Linked DNA regions of Mus musculus: region 2 is linked to region 1. Evidence: chromatin loops called from intact Hi-C (ENCODE). Cell type or tissue: gastrocnemius. All regions are shown on one strand.

Region 1 (4,000 bases):
AACACACACACACACACACACACACACACACACACACACACACACACACACTAGCATACCGTGATCCTTTTTAAATATGGGTTGTAGAAGTGAACTTAGATCCATATGCTTGCATGGCAAACAATCTAATAACTGACTTATATCCCTAGAGCCTTATTATTCTTCTTTAAATAACAGCTATTTGTATGATGTGTATATGTTGTATTAGATATTTTAAGTCACCTAGACATAATTCAAAGTCTGGAAAGAATCTGCATAGACTATGCAAATATCAACTCATTTTACATAATGCACTAGAGTAGCCAAAGATGGTGCATGGTGGTGAGACCTGAGAAAGTTAAAGAAGCCTCTCAGATATCCTTCTAAGAACAACACACACACACACACACACACACACACACACACACACACACATACACACACACACTAGCATACCGTGATCCTAATTAGTGATATTCCTTCATCCTTTTCAGATATGGCTGTCATGTTGGGGCTAAATTACACCTTTGTGTCAGAGTTCATCCTCATTGGCTTCTCTACCTTCCCTCATCTTCAGCTGATGTTCTTCCTGCTGTTCCTGCTCATGTACCTCTTCACACTGCTAGGCAACCTGCTCATCATGACCACCATCTGGAGTGAACACAGTCTCCACACACCCATGTACCTCTTCCTGTGTGCCCTCTCCATCTCTGAGATTTTCTACACCTTTGCCATCATCCCACGCATGTTGGCTGACCTGCTCTCCACACTTCACTCCATCGCCTTTCTGGCCTGTGCCAGCCAGATGTTCTTCTCCTTCACATTTGGCTTCACCCATTCCTTTCTACTCACCGTCATGGGCTATGACCGCTACGTGGCCATCTGTCACCCACTGAGATACAATGTGCTCATGAGCCCCCGTGGCTGTGCCTGCCTGGTAGCCTGGTCCTGGGTTGGTGGATCATTCATGGGGACAGTGGTGACAACAGCCATTTTCAACCTCACATTCTGTGGACCCAATGAGATCCACCATTTCTTCTGCCATGTTCCACCTCTATTGAAGTTGGCATGTGGAGAGAATGTATTGGAGGTGGCAAAGGGTGTAGGAATAGTGTGCATCACAGCCCTCCTGGGCTGCTTTCTCCTCATCCTCCTCTCATATACCTTCATTGTAGTTACCATCTTGAAGATACCATCAGCTGAGGGTCGGCACAAGGCTTTCTCCACATGTGCATCCCACCTCACAGTGGTGGTTGTACATTATGGCTTTGCTTCTGTCATTTACCTCAAGCCTAAGGGCCCCAAGTCTCTGGGAGGAGATACTCTGATGGGCATCACCTATACAGTCCTCACCCCCTTCCTTAGTCCCATCATCTTCAGTCTCAGGAACAAGGAGCTGAAAATAACTATGAAGAAAGCTTTCCTCAACAAATTATTTCCACAGAACTCCTAAAGACAATGGCTTACCAGTGGGAGTGTAGTAGGGAAAAATTCTTTTACTCTTCTCCCTTTGTCCTTCCATTCTGCTTCTCTTTTTCTATACATTCTCTTCTCCTCTCCTCTCCTTTTCTTTTTGTTCCTTTCCCCTCCCATCTTCCTCCTTCCCCTTTTGTCACACTCCCAAACTTAACATACCATATAATTTACCATTTTACCATTCATACAATCAGTATCTGCCACTTTAGAACGTTATTTTTAAAATCTCATCTAACCCCTTCCTGTGAATCCTAGCCCAGTGTTGTACAAATATAATCTTAGTACTTGGTAGACTGAAACACGATAACAAGAACAAGACCAACCTCAATTATACTGTGAGGTAAAGGCATACCTGGGCTACATAATGAGGCTCTGTCTCAAAGAGCAGGGAGAGGAAGAGAGATCTTTTGTGTATTTGTGTATGTGCTGGTGTGTATGTATGTATAAACTCATCAGGAACACTACATACCTTTTCCTTCTCCTTCTCCTTCTCCTTCTCCTTCTCCTTCTCCTTCTCCTTCTCCTTCTCCTTCTCCTTCTCCTTCTCCTTCTCCTTCTCCTTCTCCTTCTCCTTCTCCTTCTCCTTCTCCTTCTCCTTCTCCTTCTCCTTCTCCTCTTTCCCTTTCCCTTTCCCTTTCCCTTCTTTCCCTTTCCCTTTCCCTTTCCCCTTCCCTTCTTTCCCTTTCCCTTTCCCTTCTTTCCCTTTCCCTTTCCCTTTCCCTTTCCCCTTTCTCCTCTCCCTACTCCTCTCCTCACCCACTTCCTCTTTTTTCTTCGTATTTTGGTTTTTTCAAAACAAGGTTTGTCTGTGTAGCATTGGCTTTTCTAACTCATTCTTTAGACAGGCTGGCTTCAACCTCAGAGATCTGCCTGCCCCTGCCTCCTGAGTGCTGGGATTAAAGGCGTGTCCCACCACTACTTGGCATAACTGTCTACCTTTTATTTATGAGACAGAGTCTCTCACAAAATCTGGGATTCACCAAGTAGGGTCGGCTTGCTGACCTGCAAGTCCCAGGAATCATCCTGTTTCTGCCTCACTAGGGTTGGAATTACAAGTGTATACCACCACTTATGGTGAATATTGGGGGTCAAACTCAGATGTTCAACCTTGTGAGACAATCACTTTTCTGATTGAACCACTTCTCCAACCAGGAAGAAACTTTTAACGTTCAACCATTGCTCTTTTTCACTCATTCTCTCATGACCACTAATATACTGTATCTATGGATCTGTTTCTTCGAGGTGTTTTTAAGTTGATAAAATCATATACTATGTATTCTTTTATGGTGGCTCTTCCTACACAGCATCATGTCTTCAGGATTCTCTCACACTGTAATGTAGATTAGTGCTTTATTGCTTTTCATAGATACATGCTGTTACTCCACTGATTGGTGGTATACATTCACCCCACCAATTGATGGACATTTGCATTGTCTTCACCTTTGGGCTAGTATGAATTATGCTGCTATAAATGTTCATGCACAGTTTTTGTGGGAATGTATGTCTTCATAGCTTGTGTGTGTGTGTGTGTGTGTGTGTGTGCGTGTGTGTGTGTGTGCGTGTGTGGGCGTGTGTTTGTGTTGACATGGAATTTACAGGTGATAAAGTAAATTTATGTTTAATATTTTTGAGGAACTGCCATAGTGTTTTCCAAAGTAACTACCTCATTTTATATTTCTGCCATCTGGGTATGAGGCTTCTGAATTCTCTATGTCCCTGACAATTATTCATTATTTCCTGATTTCTGATTATAGTTACTCTGGTATATTTTCATGAATTTTATTGTATTCAAAAATCTTAAATTTTACGTTATTTATTGTGTGTATGTATGTAGGTGAACCGTGAAGTGGAGGTCAGAGGACAACTTTGTGGAGTCAGTTCTCTCTTCCATTTTACTGGGTTCAAACTCACTACTCTCCCTGCTTTCCATGGGCAGCACCTACACCCATTGAGACATTGTGCTGGCACCTTCATTTTAATTACATCTTGCATGGTAGCATTTGCCAGGCAGGCATTCTACTACTGGGCTATAGTCCCAGCCTTATTGGAATGTCCATACATTTTCCTGAAGAGTAAAAAACATATGAGTTATTTTACTTCATAGAGAAGGTGCGGTAATTAGTCCAATTTTAAAGATGAACAAACTGAACTATAAAGAGTCAGTTAGCAAAAGTTTTACTCATAAAGCTGCAAAGTTAGAGTGGAACTTAATTCTTTGCGTTGGTGTTGAGACTTAGAAGCATCTTTGCCATGGGTGATGAGTCGGGAGCCTGGCTTTTCTTAGACTGGGAAGGGAAGGTTCATGGAGAACAAGAGACAAAAAATCTGGAATGCATCAACCAAATGAGTGAAAAATGAAGGGACATACTCCTGATATGGTTTGGAAAGAAGCATTCAAGTGTAAGACTTGGGAGGGGGTACATTGTAAATGTAAACGAGCTGGCTATCATGTTTTAAGGGGAAGGTAGTAGATGTATTAATATAGAAAAGAGCATTATGAGTAAATATAGGGAAAGTTTTCATTATCTAGAACCAGCAATGTTTC
Region 2 (4,000 bases), 90 kb before region 1:
AGCTCTATAGTAGACTTAACACCACCCATAAAAAAATAACAGTTTCCTGACTGAAACACAACTGATTTGGCATAAGTTCAATTACCACAATTCAAAGAGTTCATCTTTTTTCTCTTTAAGGTAGTTTCTTCATGGTCTTCAAATATGAGCTCAAGTTTATTCTCTCATCTCAGTTTTATACAGCAGGGATGACAGTCATTTGCAGTCATACTTAAATTATTCACTAAGTTATGCTTTCAATGAAAAAAGAAGTAATATACAGTCAAGAAGTCTTGAGTAAGAATAGGCAAATATTATAAACATGCGTAACGTTTAATGAATTCTTTCAGGTCATGTCATCAATATTTCATTTACATATGTTATTTTGCTTATGGCATTTGCACTCACTTTTGCAAAATTCAATTATATAAGAAAATTTATCTCTTCACAACAGTCCTTTTCTTTTCTGAGTTTCATGTGGCTCAAGATGGCCTTGAAGTAGTTATGTTAACCCCCCTTTTTTTGGAACAGGGTCTAAGTATCCCTGGAGCTCTGCCCTGCCTAACTCTTTCTTCCTCCAAGTGGTGGAACTAAAGGTGTGTGCCAGCACACTTGGATCTCTCATGTTTTCAGTGACCACTGAATTTGGATGGAAATAGCCTTCTCCTAAATCTCACACTATAGTCAGTGTTGTAATTTTCTAGCCTCGGTCCCCACAGTGTTGGAATAAAAGGGATACACGCTGATGCCTGATGCAAGAGCAAGTGTGCATCTATGTACACTTGTACACGTGGGGGAAATTGTACTGATAAGTTTTATATTATGCCCAGTCTATCTCCATTCTTTTAAAGGCTTATTATCTCATGTATTTTGCCTATACGTATGTGTATGCGATGTTCAGAGCCCAGCAGAGGGTGTCAGATCACCAGGAACTGGAGTTACTGATGGCTGGGAGTCACCACATGGATGATGTGACTTGAACCCAGGTCCTCTGCAAGCACAGAAAGTAAACCACTCCTGAGCCATCTTTCAAGCCTCATCTATCCATGAGGTTTTTTGGAGAAAGTATACACAGAAAACTACAAAATATAAAACCTATTTAAGAAATCTCATTCATGGCGAGCCGGGCACCGTGGCGGCCTGCGTGAAGGGAATTCCGAGTTGCGTCACTCTAGGATATGAGACCTTAGTTCAGAAGACAGTAGGATCTCTTGCCGACACATTTGCCTACTCACCATGAGGTTAGGAAAGCCCAAAGGGGGTATTTCTTGAAGCGCCAGCCAAGGAAAAGCCTACGAGAGCAAGCGCAAGACAGCTCACCAGCGACAGAAATGGGGGGTGGCCATTCTTCGACTCGGGCTTGAGTAGACGGAGAAGGAACGTGGACGAGAAGCCTTACAAGTGTGCTAAATGCTCCAAGAGTTTCAGTCAGAGCTCCACGCTCTTTCAGCACAAGAAGATCCATACTGGGAAGAAATCCCATAAATGTGCCGATTATGGGAAAAGTTTCTTTCAGAGTTCTAACCTCATCCAGCACCGGCGGATCCACACGGGGGAAAAGCCCTATAAGTGTGACGAGTGTGGAGAGAGATTCAAGCAGAGCTCCAATTTCATCCAGCACCAGAGGATCCACACCGGCGAGAAGCCCTACTGCTGTGATGTGTGGCCGGTGCTTTAGCCAGAGTTCCCACCTCATCCAGCACCAGGGAACCCACACCGGAGAGAAGCCCTACCAGTGTGAGGCGTGTGACAAGTGCTTCAGCCAGAGCTCCCATCTGAGGCAGCACATGAAGGTGCACAAAGAAAAGAAGCCATGTAAGAGGGGCAAAGATGCCAGAGTGAAAACTCACCTGGTGTCCTGGAAAAGGGGCAAAGGGAGGAAGGCGGTGGCTGGGATCCGCCAGGTAAAGGGAGCCACTTCCGGCCTTTTAAAAAAGAAGTGAAAGGTAGAGGAGAAAGCCGCTCCGAAGAGTGGATGCTTTACAGTAGAGCACTTAGACACCGCTCCTCCCTAGCATGGAGACTTCAGGAGTTTCATGACAGTGCGCTGAAACTCTGAGTCTAGCTGCCCTCATTTCCTTTAAAAATAAATAAATTTATGTGACATGGAGCAGAAAGAACTGAAACAATAGTTTGGTAAGAATTTAATATTCTTAGCCTCAGTTGAAATCGCTTCCCTCCATTTTGATAAAAAGCATCATGTTTTCATGATCCACTGGCGTGCCAATGGTTACTCTTATTTTTAGGAATTTCTGTATACGAAATCATTAAAGAAAGAAGGAATGAGTTTTCAGATTCTAGGATCGACTATATTTTATGTTTTTAATGTTTTGTAGTTTATTAACCATTAGTATCAGCATTGACTCAGTATTTGACATAGTAAAATGCATTCACATTCATAGATTTTGGTTTTTATTAGTGTATATTGTATGAGGTAATGAGCTTCCTTTTCTCCAATGTGTATGAGGTACCTGTATGATGTGCTCTGATCACACCCACCCTTACCCTCGCCCGCCTCCTCCTGGTTCTCCTTTTATCCCAGAGAGTTCCCCCTCCATTTAAAATGTTGCCCCTAGCGGCTGTGAATGACAGACAGTGTCCTTGGTTATTTTTCCGCATCCACTTTCCTGTGCCTACTGTAATGTTCTCTAGTTCGATCCATTCTCCAAGCAACAGGACTGTGGCTTTTCTTTTTCGACTCACAGTCTATTGTAGTGTTGAAGGCTTTAGCGACAACCCGCTTTTGTTTGTTTCTTTCCTTCTGCTATGTTAGTAAAGGGTGAGAAGGTCTCCATGTGGCTTTTTTGTTTTTGTACTTTTTTGTTTCTTACCATATTCTTAGAGATGTAAAGGAATCCAAAGTGAGAAACTGCAGACCTCCTGCTCCTGACCGCACTCCTTGAGAGGCTGATGCTGTCACTGCTCTGTCACTTGCTTTCTTGAAATGGGAATGGTTTGTGTTGAATCATGCCAGTGGCCTCACAGCGTCTGCATGAATAAACTCTGTTACCAGGAAACCTCGACTTACTTCCGGCTGAAGAACTACCATGTCATAGACTGAGCTTTGAATACCACCCATTGTCTAAAACATGTTTATCTACAAGTTACTGCCCAGCACACTGTAGCCCTGTTAGAACTTTTTTTTTTTTTACTTTCTAGCAATTGTTTAAGAAGATTAGCATACATCCTTCTTCCAATGCCAAGCATATGTTCCTGATCAGCCTTCAGTTAATTTTTGTTTATTGAATGCTAATGTTTTCTGATTTTTATAATATCAGTTCTTCCTGTATTAATGACAATTATCCTTAAAAATAAAGATTGAGATATTTTCGCGTTAAAAAAAAAAGAAATCTCATTCATTAAAAAAAGCAAGTTAAATGCTGATGGGATGGCTTAGAAGGGTCGTGTGGCTGAGACTGAGGATCTGAGCTCCATCACTGGGACTCACATAACGAAAATATGAGAACTGAATCCAGAAAGCTGTCTGCTGCTCCCCACATGTCCACTGAGGCATGAGTGTATTCTTGCCCCAAACCTCATGCAAATGAGACAAATGATAAACAAATAGTCTCAAAACCAAGTTGACTAGTTACACATAGCTTACATAGGTACAAGTTCTACCCAATGGGTTTCTTTCCATGACCGAGATTTTTCATGCCTTTGAAAGTGTAAGAAGCATGCAAACACTTTCCCACACTGCTTACATTTGTAGAATTTCTCTCTAGCACTATGAGTTCTTTCATGTATTTGAAGGGATTTGGAAAAGGTGAATGCCTGCCCACACTCTATACACACACATATGGTTTCTCTCTAGTGTGAATTTTTTCATGCTTGTGATGAGCACCCGAATGGGTGAAGGCTTTCCCACAATATTTACATGTATAGGGCTTCTCTCCAGTGTGAATTCTTTTATGCTTTCGAAGGTAAGAGGAAAGTGTAAACCCTTTCCCACACTGCTTGCAAATGTAGGTTTTTTCTGCATTATGAATTTGTTCATGGTTGTAACGGTTGCCCGCACTGC

The links. Peaks named below come from ENCODE experiments on the same cell type or tissue, not always from the same donor. Only the 100,000 strongest peaks of a DNase experiment are listed, where the experiment ranks them.
Region 2: it touches region 1 in a loop (3.0-fold over the local background); 6 of 42 quality-filtered maps call a loop at or near these places.

Annotation. Positions count from the first base shown.
Region 1 is chr17:33,212,827-33,216,826 of GRCm38, reverse strand. It overlaps Olfr1564 (olfactory receptor 1564), which reads left to right and starts at 476. Exons shown (of 1, transcript NM_001199062.1): 1 at 476-1,566. The coding sequence starts at 476. The coding sequence ends at 1,432. In gastrocnemius, no CTCF peak of the experiment used is centred here; no DNase peak of the experiment used is centred here.
Region 2 is chr17:33,302,961-33,306,960 of GRCm38, reverse strand. Zfp955b (zinc finger protein 955B) reads right to left here. Exons shown (of 4, transcript NM_001142957.1): 4 at 2,272-4,000. The coding sequence ends at 3,765. It also overlaps the pseudogene Zfp422-ps. Among named protein-coding and RNA genes, the nearest start is that of Zfp955b, 15 kb to the right of the region's middle. In gastrocnemius, no CTCF peak of the experiment used is centred here; no DNase peak of the experiment used is centred here.